2 separate regions of the Homo sapiens genome follow, and region 2 is linked to region 1. A link is a loop called in an ENCODE intact Hi-C map of the cell type or tissue named here. Cell type or tissue: left lung. All regions are shown on one strand. Each heading gives the region's core, and the rest is flanking DNA. Links, peaks and the distances in the headings are about the cores only. Region 1 holds the start of LOC101927608 (a long non-coding RNA gene). Region 2 holds the start of MIR26A2 (microRNA 26a-2).

Region 1 (5,367 bases), core at 93-5,092:
GTTCAAGGCCGCATAGCTAGTTAACAGCTGAACTAGGCTTAAAACCAACGTCTGAAGGCTCCTATTCCAGTGGCAGCTGCTGTGTGCTTCTTCTGTTTTCCATCAGTTTGGAAGGGAGCATAAAGTCTACAGCCACATGGGTGGGGTCAGCAGAAAGATTGACCACCAAGCCTGAGGCAGGTGAGGCTGATCTCCTGGGCACAGCCTCTCTGCACAGGAGTTCACAGAAGTGATATGATCCAAAGTTGCTGAGGGAAAAGCCCTTATTTGTGGAATTAACGGCAGGTCTCTCTTGAGGTCAGAATGAATGTTATTGACATTATTGTTTGTATTGTGGTAAGGTATACATAATGGAAAATGTACCATTTTGGCTGGACATGGTGGCTCACGCCTGTAATCCCAGCACTTTGGGAGGCCAAGGTGGGCGCATCACCTGAGGTCAGGAGTTCGAGACCAGCCTGCCAACATGGTGAAACCTCATCTCTACTAAAAATACAAAAATTAGCCGGGCGTGGTGGTGGGTGCCTGTAGTCCCAGCTACTTGGGAGACTGAGGCAGGAGAATCACCTGAACCCAGGAAGCAGAAGTTGCAGGGAGCCGAGATGGCCCCACTACACCCCAGCCTGGGTGACAGAGCGAGACTCCGTCTCAGTAAATAAATAAATAAATAAAAATAATAAAATAAAATGTACCATTTTAACCATTTTTAAGTGTACAGTTTAGTGACATGAAGTACATTCACACTATTGTGCAACCATGATCATTTTCCATCTTTTTTATCTTCCCAAACTGAAACTCCACACCCACTAAACAATAACTCCCCTTTCTCCCCTCTCCCCAGCTCCTGGTAACCACTATTCTACTTTCTGTCTCTGGGAATTTGGCTACTCTAGGTACCTTATGTAAGGGGAAGCATACAATATTTTGTGCTTTTGTATCTGATTCATGCTGACTTATTTTTAATTAGATCACCATTTCGACTGCAGCAGGAATGCTGATCAGTGATGTGCCATGCCTATAGAGGAGTAAAGAAAAGAAAAAGGAAAGAAAGAGCAAAAAGGAAAAAGAAAACAGGAACATTTTGGGGTGGATTTCTTGACTGTCAGGGGTACCAGATGTAAGGGGGCGGTGGTGGCGGGTGGATAGGAAGAAAGTGTTACATAGAAAACAAAATGCTGTGCTTTATCATTCCAGGGGCGGGCTGGCATCTATCCTGGAGGTAGATGCCTCTGTTTTGAGGATTATGCTATGATGAACCCTGATAGGGAAGCGCTCTGGTGAGAACAATGAGACTTTCTGGGCATGCGGAAGGCAAGACAAATTGTTTTGCAAGATGAATCCCCAGGAACTTGGAATTTGGGTAGAAGGGTCTAGAAGAGAAGGGGAAGGCTGGAGAGAAGATGGTTTAAGTTGGGACTTAGGGAACAGTGAGAAGTTTTCTGAGGTGGGAGATGGTTGGTGAACTTTCAGGGTAATGTCTATTCGTAGATTCTCATTTGCTTACTGTCATTTCCTCTCTATGACCCCTAACCTTGAGTAAAAGTCTGCTGCCGTGTGAGTTGGGCGTGGCTGGGGCAATGCAGGGACGGGGCTAAGCAAAGGGTGATAAAGAGCGGGTGGGAGAGGAGAGCAGCTGTGGGAGTTGAGGTGCAGATAGAGGGTGAGAGGTGGGAAGCAGGGAATCCCAGCCAGAGGTCATCAGAGGAATCACAAACCGTCTGAGCATCTTGGCACCCAGAAGGTGGGGGGTTGTGACAAGATTTGAGAGAACTGCAAGCTTGCGGGGACACAATGATGGAGTCCCTACTCTTAGGGGAATGGGGCTGGGGTCACTGCTTGGATATGACAGGGCAGGCACGCCAGTTAGACAGCCTGAAGGAAGGAGTGGATGGATTTCTCTTCTTGGAGACCTTTGGCAACACTTGGACAAGGCACAGCCTGGGTAATGAGGAAGTCCCTGCAACACAGCTCAGTGCCTCCAAGATTTCCAGATACACAGAGAAGAGGACTGTGTTTCTCAAAACAGAGATGGAGGTAGAGCCAAAGCCAAGCCCAGAACATGTCTCGAGCTTTCAAAACACCTTCTCTTTAAAATCATCTGAAAGCAGAGATATATGGCAGTTGACTATCTCTGATGGAGACATATACCTTTATTTATTTATTCATTTATTTTTAAGACAGGTTTTCGCTCTGTCGCCCAGGCTGGAGTGCAGGGGCGCAATCTTGGCTCACTGCAACCTCTGCCTCCCAGGTTCAAGTGATTCTCCTGCTTCAGCCTCCTGAGTAGCTGGGACTATAGGATGTGCCACCATGCCTGGCTAATTTTTGTATTTTCAGTAGAGACAGGATTTCACCATGTTGGCCATGCTGGTCTTGAACTCCTGTCCTCAATTGATCTGCCTGCCTTGGCTTCCCAAAGTGCTGGCATTACAGGCATGAGCCACTGCGCCTGGCCAACATAAGCTTTTTGTACCCCCCAGACATAGCAGGAACCCAGTGAGAAGGCCGGGCTGCTCCCACCCAGAGACCCTGGAAGAGCCTGGCATGGAAAATGGGCCGTGCATCGTGTTGCCGGGAATGCTTGGTGATTCTCTGGCCAGGTCCTGGGCTGAGTGTGGGCCGGGGATGGAGCCCTGCCTGGAATCAGTGATGCATCCTGAAATCTCTGGACCAGCCTGCATGGTGACGGAGACCAGAGTGAGGCTGGCCGAGGACATTTCCCTCTGGTCCTGTCCAGCCTTGGCCCCGAGAACCAAGGCTCTAGGCTCATCTGGCTAGATAGATCCTGTTTTTGGCCCAGCCCAGCATCCCTTTGTTACTTGGGACTTGGGGAAAAAGGCCTGGCTTGGCTCACACTTGAGGAGGTTTGCCAAATGTGTTACTTACCATTAAAAAGCTTGTAAACCTGGGGTGCAGGATGCTGTGGGGGCCTGGGCTGGCTCGAGGATGTGCTGTTTAGAAGTTCCAGAAGTTCCCTGCTGGCTGGGAGGGAATAATGTCCCTGCAGAGTCAGAGGCGAGCCTGCCCTGGGCCTGGGCCAGCTTTCCCTCTCGCGGGCCTCTCTGCTCTGGGGGAGCTGTGTGTTTCCTTCTACTCAGGCAGCTTGGGAAAGACCAGAGGCCCTTTCAGGGAAGGGAGAAAAAGGGAAACAGGCCTGAAATGACTGTCGTGAAAGCCCACTTCTGAGCTTCAGCCCAGAGCACAAATGCATTTTCTTCTGTTATGAGAATGTGGAGAGTTCCAAGAGGTTGTTCAGGGGAAATACAGAGCCTCAGAGCTCTGGTACTAGGAGGACCTTAAAGACCAGTTAGGACAGCCCCCTCATTTTACTGGAAGGCTAATTTGAAACAGAATGGAATTTGGCAGGGGCTAGGATCCCTTTTTTCTTCGGAGGCTTCATTTCCTGAAAGACACAGTGTCCGTGATGAACTGATTTCACTAATTCGCTCATTGCATTTTTTAAAAACCTCAGCGGTCCAGATCTGGCTTCTTTTGAAGGTAACAGAGTTTGTGGCTTCCAGGGTGTTTTCAGTTTGGGGCCATAATTTCTGTTTGTTCATTAAAAATATTTGTTCACCATAGGCTTACTGCCAGGTCTTCCTATGCACAGCATCAGGCTGTGCTTGTGAATGGCTGAGGGAAGCTGGAAATAGGCGAAATCAGGAAAATACTGGAATAAGGCAGGGGCTGATGTGGTCTAGGAGGGTTAGAAGGTGGAGGCTGGCAAACTTGTGATTAAGGGTGGTGTTTGGGCACCCTCAATGAGGAGGCCTCATAGCTATGGAAGAGACCAAGAGAACCTGGGTAGACATCTGTGCAGGGCCTAGGGACTCAGGACCCCCTGTGGATGCAGCTGAGCTGCACCTGAGAGGTCTCTGAGGTGGACAGGCCCCTGGTGGCACAGGAAGCTTCAGAAAGAGGAGACTTGCATTGGGGCAACCAGGCATATCAGAAAAAGATCTTAAAAAAAAAAAGAGAGAGAGAGAGACAGAAAGCAGGTGGGACAGAGTGAAGTGGGGCCTGAATTAATTATAAATGGTGGTGGCTATATCCTTTTTTGGGAGGGGCCCAGGAGGCTGCCAACTTTGATCTCATTTTCTGGACAGGCCTTTAGGTTACCTCTTCTATCCACCACCCAATCACCAGAGAGTTAGTGCCTTCTGACAGAAGCAGCTCTTGGCAGAACACACGAGACATAAGCAGCTGGGGCTGGGGACAACACCTGCTAGGGGTGGGCTGGGAAGGAGACAGACATATGCTGGTGCAGGAGAGGAAAGTGTATCATAGCCTCCTGTCCTGGGAGGCAGAGTGGAAGGGCATGCGGCAGGGTTCAGGGAGGGGCCATCTCTGTCTTATTCATGTGGTAGCCCCGGCGCCTAGCTCAGTGCCAGGCACACCCTAAATAACAAAATCACTAAATAACGGAATGAGTGAATTTAGCTTATGCCTGAACACACAGAGTGTCATCCTCTTGAATCCTTATGTTAACCTATATTTTTCTTCTCCAGGATTTATGGAATAATCAGGAATCTGCCTACTGTGAGCTTTCCCCTTTAGAAAGGTTTTCTCATTGCTGGTGTGACAGAGTGCACTGAAGCTCTGTTTCTCCAGTGATCTCAGCATAAAGACCCTCCATCTGACAGGCAAAGGACGGGTGGGAGGAGGGCCAGGAGGACCTCTCAGGGCCCAGCTGGCTGTGCAGGATGCAGAGGGTGGGCTGGTACAGAGGCTAAGAGCAGAGGTCAGGGTGAGAGGAGGCATTAGCAGCTTTGTTAATTGCATCATGTCTTTCCTCCAGGTGACAACACTAGGCCTATGCCTCATCCCCAGCAGGTGACCAATGGAGGAAAATAAAATAGAACTTCAACATGCTCTCTGACGAACTTGAACCCCTGGTACTGGTTGCTCTGAGAAGCCATGGGTTTCCTTCCTTGGACAATTTCAGAGCCCATCATTATGGTTTATGGAAAGGAAGTGGCACTGAGAGAGACCCTTGCTTCTCCTGGCAGCTCTTCTCCCTTGAGAAAGCTCCTCAACTTCTCCTGAGCTTAGTTTCAGAAGTGATTGTTCATCCTCTCCCACTGGGAGTCCTGGGATGGGCTCCGTATATTTTACTCCAGCCACAGGCGGATGAGTGAGATGACCTTTTCAGGTCACTCAGGAGATCCTCCAGTTTCTCAGGATAATCTAAGCATCTCCCTTTCCTTTAGAAGCTGTCAGAGCTAACTCAGCGTGGGTGTGGGCTCTTTGCAGCTACACCACCTCCCCTCCAATATTTAGAAGTTCTTTGCTGGTTCTTAGGGTCTCCTAATCACAGGTCTTTTTTTCTGGGCTCTGCCTGAAAGGCCACATCCGTTTTTTCCCTGA
Region 2 (5,367 bases), core at 73-5,072, 69 kb before region 1:
AGGGAGGGAGGGAGGAGAGAACCCCACCCACCCCAGGGAGGCCACGATTAAGGCAGTGATGCTGAGGTGGGGCTCCTTTTTGGGAGGCCCCTTGTGCTCCCAATTACAGCAGCACTTCCTCTTATTTTCCACCCTGGGAAAACTTCCATTTCGTGATGACTTTAATTTTAAAGCATTCACTATTAAGAACCTTTGAAAGCAGGAGACACCCAGAGTGCAGGTCTGAGGGGCTCACTCACTCCTGTTACCAGAGGCAGAAAGCATGCGCATTAGGCTGGCAAATGGCAAGAACACTCATTCCCCCTCAGCCCAGGAAGAGCAAGAGTTCTGAGGCCCTTAAGAGGAAAAGCAACAGCCAGGAAGGATGAAGGCTGGAACAGACAGAGCTCGGTACAGGACAGGCCCTGGGGGAAGACACAACAGGAAAAGAGCCCTGCCCAAGAAATGGGAGGGGCTGGGACAGCTTAGTTTTTCCCAGCCTTTGGAACAGAAGTCCTTGCACCAGCACCAGCAGAGAATCCCTGAAAAGCAGACTTATGGAAATGATCCCGAGCTTAGCTGATCCACAAGCCATGGGGACACACGTCCACGCTTTGAGGATTTGTCTTTTCCCTGCAACCCCAGCGCCGCCGACATTCATTACAGGCCCAGGACTGTAACTTTGTCAGAAACAAACCAGGCCCAACACTCTGTGTTTAGAAAGAGAATTTTAAAACACAGTCAAAAGAACGGAAATCAGTTATCTGTCCTCTTCCCGGGCAGGGAGAAAACCTCCTTCCCCACAGGTTTGAGACTATGGCTAGGTGGTGAGGAAGGCAGGCTCAGCACCCCAGCCTTGGGGAGACATAGAAAAGGCCTATCCCAGGCACTCAGCCGGAGGCAAGCATAGCCTTTGGGCCACAAGACCTGATGGCCACTGGATGCTGGTCTGGAAACAAGTTCTCATCTTCCCAGAAATGTGATCTTTTGTCTGCAGCAGCTGGCTGGAGAAGGATTTCAGAAAGGTGTGTGCCTGGAGTACCCAAAGGCATACCCTTCCTTTATCCTTGGCATAGGCCTTACAACACTGAGGAAAGGCCATGGTTTGGCAATGGAGTCTTCAATAGTCTTCATCCCTACACAACTCAGTGGCTCTTAGGGTGACAGGAGAGGAGACAAGCTAACTTGGGAAGAGTCTTGGTCTTTCAGCTTCTCCCCCACTGAAACACTATACACTGGGGCCACAGTTCATGGCAAAACACACACACAAACACACACTCTCTCACAGTCAAACACACATCTCAACAAGTTGGCGGCAGGTAGCTCTGGGTATCATTGGTCTGGCATTCGCCCACTCGGCATCTAAGCTGTCCTAAAGCTCTTTCCAGTTACTTCCCGCTGTTTCCGGGCCGTGTGGTGAGGCACTCCAGCTTCTACTCTGTCACGCTGATCGTAAAGGCACAGTGTGGGAAAGTCCCCTACTGGGATGGCCGTCGCTTGGAAGCAGGGCAGGCTAAGGGGCCCGCAGCTGCCCAAGGCTGGTGTAGACGTCCTCTGCTCCGCTCAGCTCCTCAAAGATTGGGATCAGGTTCAGCAACTCAGTGTCTGCCATGTCATCAAACCAGGACTGCACAGGCACCTGGTGGGGGGAAGATGTGGTGTCAATCTCCCGACTGCTGCTTCCCCCTCCCTCGCCCCAGAGCCCTAGAGGGTGGCTGGGTCTTCCTGGAGGGGTGTACTTCTCTGGTGGAGCCCACAGTTCCAGTCTGCTTCCTCTCCCAATCCCTACCGTGGAGACGCATCAGGAGCACTCACTGCATTCTCGGGGTGGAATATGTAAGAAGCAGGCGAGTTGTCCAGGATGAGGGTCTTTCTCAGGTCCCTCCCCAGGCGGCTGAGGTCCTTGACGTAGCAGCCCTGGTGGAACACGCAAGACTCACGGAATAGGCGGGCCCGGAACACCCCACACCGGTCCAGCAGGTCTGTCACAGGGTCGGCATACTAGGAGGAGAGAAGATGCCTTAGTTTGGATACACTCCTGGTCCTCCTGTATAACCCTAGGGACCAAAAGGGAGCTGCTGGACCACCCCCGTGGCCACCACACCCACTCCTGGTTCTTCCCTCTCACCCCTAGGTACCTTGGCCAGGCTGGCAGTGAAGAGAACACATTCAAAGAGTTCCCCCATGCGTCTCAGGAACTCATCCACATAAGGCCTCTTGAGCACATACACCTGAGGAAGAGCAGAGCAGCCTGTTGGAGGCATCCCTGTGATGAAGGTTTGCAGTACTGGGTACCTTCACCAGTTACACAGCAGCAAGGAGCTCTCAACCCCTGCAGCCCAGCCTCCTGGGCTACCTGGCTGGAAGCCTGCGGCCCCCTGAGACCCCACAGACCCGGAGAACTGGCTGTACCCCTCACCAGGCTTCCAATGGATCAGTGGTCCCAACCTCAACCTGGCTCAGGAAGAAGCGCACACACCATGTCCCAGGAGCCATCTCTGTTTCCGGCGGCGGACCATCAGCTGCCTCCAGAAACAAGTAATCAAGAATAGGCCTCACAGATGGAAACAGCCTATCCTGGATTACTTGAATCCAGCCACAGCCTCTATGGGAGCTTTCTGTCCTTGGCTCCGACAGGACAGTCTGTCCAGGTCATGATTAGGTAATGAATTGCACCAGGGAGAAGTGACTTTTTCCCCTCAATGACCATAGACTAGACAGACACCCTGCCGAGTCTTGCTCTGCACCCGATCTTGTGCTTGCTTCTGCCAGCCACCACTAACACCTTTGTCCACCCTTACGATCTTGCACATTTTGGGAAGTCCTTTGGCCACCTGACCCCCCATCGGTCTGCATTCTATTGCTTCCATGACTCTAGCCTACACAGCTGCTACTAGAACCATTTCCAAAAAGGTCCTTTTTCTTTTCTTTATTTACTTATTTTTTTTAGAGATGGGGTCTTGCTATGTGAGGCCAGGCTGGTTGTGAACTTGTGGGCTCAGGCATTCCTCCTGCCTTGGCCTCCCAGAGTGTTGGGATGACAGGTGTAAGCCACGGCACCTGACTCCCAAAGCTCCTTTACCTGCATTACTCCCGAGCTCAAAGAGAGTCGGCCTGCTGTGACTCTCCCTCCTAGAGTAGGCCTGAACTGGCCACCAACTCACCAGACCACTCAGAGCTCTGCAGGAACCCTCTGTTCTAGGCAGCCACAACTTAACTTCTGTTAGCCTGCCATTCCTTCGACCTCCAACAAGCCCCTTCCTCATCCCAGCTTTCATCAAGTCTGGCATCCTTTCACCCACCTTGGGCAGGTAGTGCTCCCTCATTTTAATCTCATCCTTTTAAAAATTATTCATACCCTTCCTTGTTAGCCAGGAGTTCACAGTGTATATCTGTTTGAAAATATGCCTTCATCTTTTCTACAAGGGTTTAGCACATCCCTATACCCTCAGCTAGACTGTCAAAGGGCTGCTGGACCAAGCCTAGTCCTGACCGGGGCCTGGCGCTGGGCATGGCAGGCCTTCTGGGCAAGCAAGCTGAGTAAATGGTCTTTCACTAGCAGTGTCACATGATCCTTAACCTGGGACTGCCTGGGCTGCAGGCTGGAGCCTGGTCTGTTTAGATTTGAGTGCTCTTTACATTGACAGACACACACTGAGCACTTCCTCAGGCAGAATCCAATGGAGGGCCCCAGGGAAGGCAGTCAGAGAAGGCTTCACAGAGGAGGAGATGTCTGGGCTGGGGAGGAAGAAAGTCACTAGCTATTCACAGTGGGGGTGGCAGGGGGAGCATGGGCAAGAGGGCATTCCGGGCAGAGAAAATGGTTACTACTGATTTCCCTGCCTGTTACAGGCAAAGAGATACCTGGTTAAGGTATCTTAACAGGTATAGATACCTTTCTTAAGGAACAGAGAAATGTAATAAATCATTTAACAGTGCTGGCCACGTGAGGGGATGGTGGTTAACAAACGATAGCTATTATTATTATTAAATAAAATGTAAACTATTCTTTTAAACAGCTTGGTTGCAAAGAGAAAACAAGGGAGACAGCTGGGTGGGATATGGGGCTGAAACTCTTTTTTTAAGGTGAGAAAGCCTTGAGTGAAAGATACCAATAAAAAGGGGAGGCTGGAGTTATAGAAAAGGGATCAACTGACAGAACCCAAGCCCTGAGATGGGTGGAGGACCCCAGTACAGGTGAGGCAGAAGGCAGACCCCCCACCCTCTGGGCTGGGTGTGGTCTGGCTGGCAGCTCACCTGGTGAGTGGTCCCCTCAATCTCTATAGGCACTATGAAGTCAGCATTGTTGATTGGCTGGAAGGCAGAAAAGTTAATGCTGTCAGCATGGTGGCAAAGAAACATGAGGCCCCCACCATACCCCTAGGTGGGTGGGGAGAAACAGGTCTTAAAGACTCCTGGAAGTGCCTCTGGCCACCTCATTAAGGGGTTCTCACCCTAGTTCAAGATGTGATACCCCATTCTGGTTTTCCCTACTCCTTAGCACCTCCACTCTGACAAATTCTACCTGGGCTGAGAGTTTTGGGGCCTGAGTTTCCTGAGGAGACAAGCAGGGGCAAGGGCCAAAGGTGATCCAACCACTCTTTTAGGCCTGCCCTGTACAGAGCCCTCGTGGCTGGCTTTCTGTGCTATGTGGCTCGGGGGCAGATGCAGCCTGTTGGGAGTGACTGGAGATAGCAGCCCTGGTGGAACACACAGGGTTCCTACTCAACATTCTTCAGTGGGGCCTCTAGATACCTGTGACACAGGGTGGCCAAAATGCCAGAGGCCTGGCCTTTTCCCTTCTAATCACTCTTCTTTCCTCACCTTTAGGCTGCCTTACACATCTGTTGCCAGATTCACAAGAAGGCCCAAGATAAAGGTAGGAAGGGTTCCAGACATTGAGTTACCTTAAAGGAGCTATGCACAAGGGTTTCATCGAGGTCAATGACCACACAGATCCTTCCTTGATCTTCCTCTGTCACCTCTGGGAGCAGGCAGGTCCCTGGGATCTAAAACCAAGCCAGGTTGCTGAGATCTGCCTACCAAGAAAGCCCAATTGTACCCCTTGGCATAATTATGGGAAGAGCTGGGTTGTTTGTGGAGACACAATCACCAACCCAGGATAGGCACCACTTAAAGGCCAGGAAGAAAGGAGGTGGAGTTGTTTCCTTGGTTTCAGCCTCCCAGTGGGACTATTAAGTGATCTGGACATTGGAGGTGGTGGCCAGGGCAGGTGTGGGATGGACAGCAGCTGTGGGAAGAGGGCATGGAGCACCAGCTGTCCCCTAAAATCTAATGCCTTGCACATAGCAGGCCCTCAACAAGTATGGGGAACAAATGGCTTCCCAGGTCAGGGAGGTGGCTGGCTAGGCACCAAGGACTATGCAC

The links. Peaks named below come from ENCODE experiments on the same cell type or tissue, not always from the same donor. Only the 100,000 strongest peaks of a DNase experiment are listed, where the experiment ranks them.
Region 2: it touches region 1 in a loop (3-fold over the local background); 106 of 110 quality-filtered maps call a loop at or near these places.

Annotation. Positions count from the first base shown.
Region 1 is chr12:57,890,854-57,896,220 of GRCh38, forward strand. LOC283387 (a long non-coding RNA gene) reads right to left here. Exons shown (of 4, transcript NR_148947.1): 1 at 2,887-5,367. LOC101927608 (a long non-coding RNA gene) reads left to right here and starts at 3,386. Exons shown (of 2, transcript NR_187681.1): 1 at 3,386-3,498; 2 at 4,799-5,367. RefSeq lists an enhancer at 2,270-2,770. In left lung, for the core only: no CTCF peak of the experiment used is centred there; a DNase peak (open chromatin) is centred at 3,028; H3K27ac peaks cover 5,000 bases.
Region 2 is chr12:57,822,110-57,827,476 of GRCh38, forward strand. CTDSP2 (CTD small phosphatase 2) reads right to left here. Exons shown (of 8, transcript NM_005730.4): 4 at 4,887-4,988; 5 at 4,237-4,293; 6 at 2,118-2,210; 7 at 1,795-1,980; 8 at 1-1,618. The coding sequence ends at 1,493. MIR26A2 (microRNA 26a-2) reads right to left here and starts at 2,583; the gene lies at 2,500-2,583. In left lung, for the core only: no CTCF peak of the experiment used is centred there; no DNase peak of the experiment used is centred there; H3K27ac peaks cover 4,225 bases.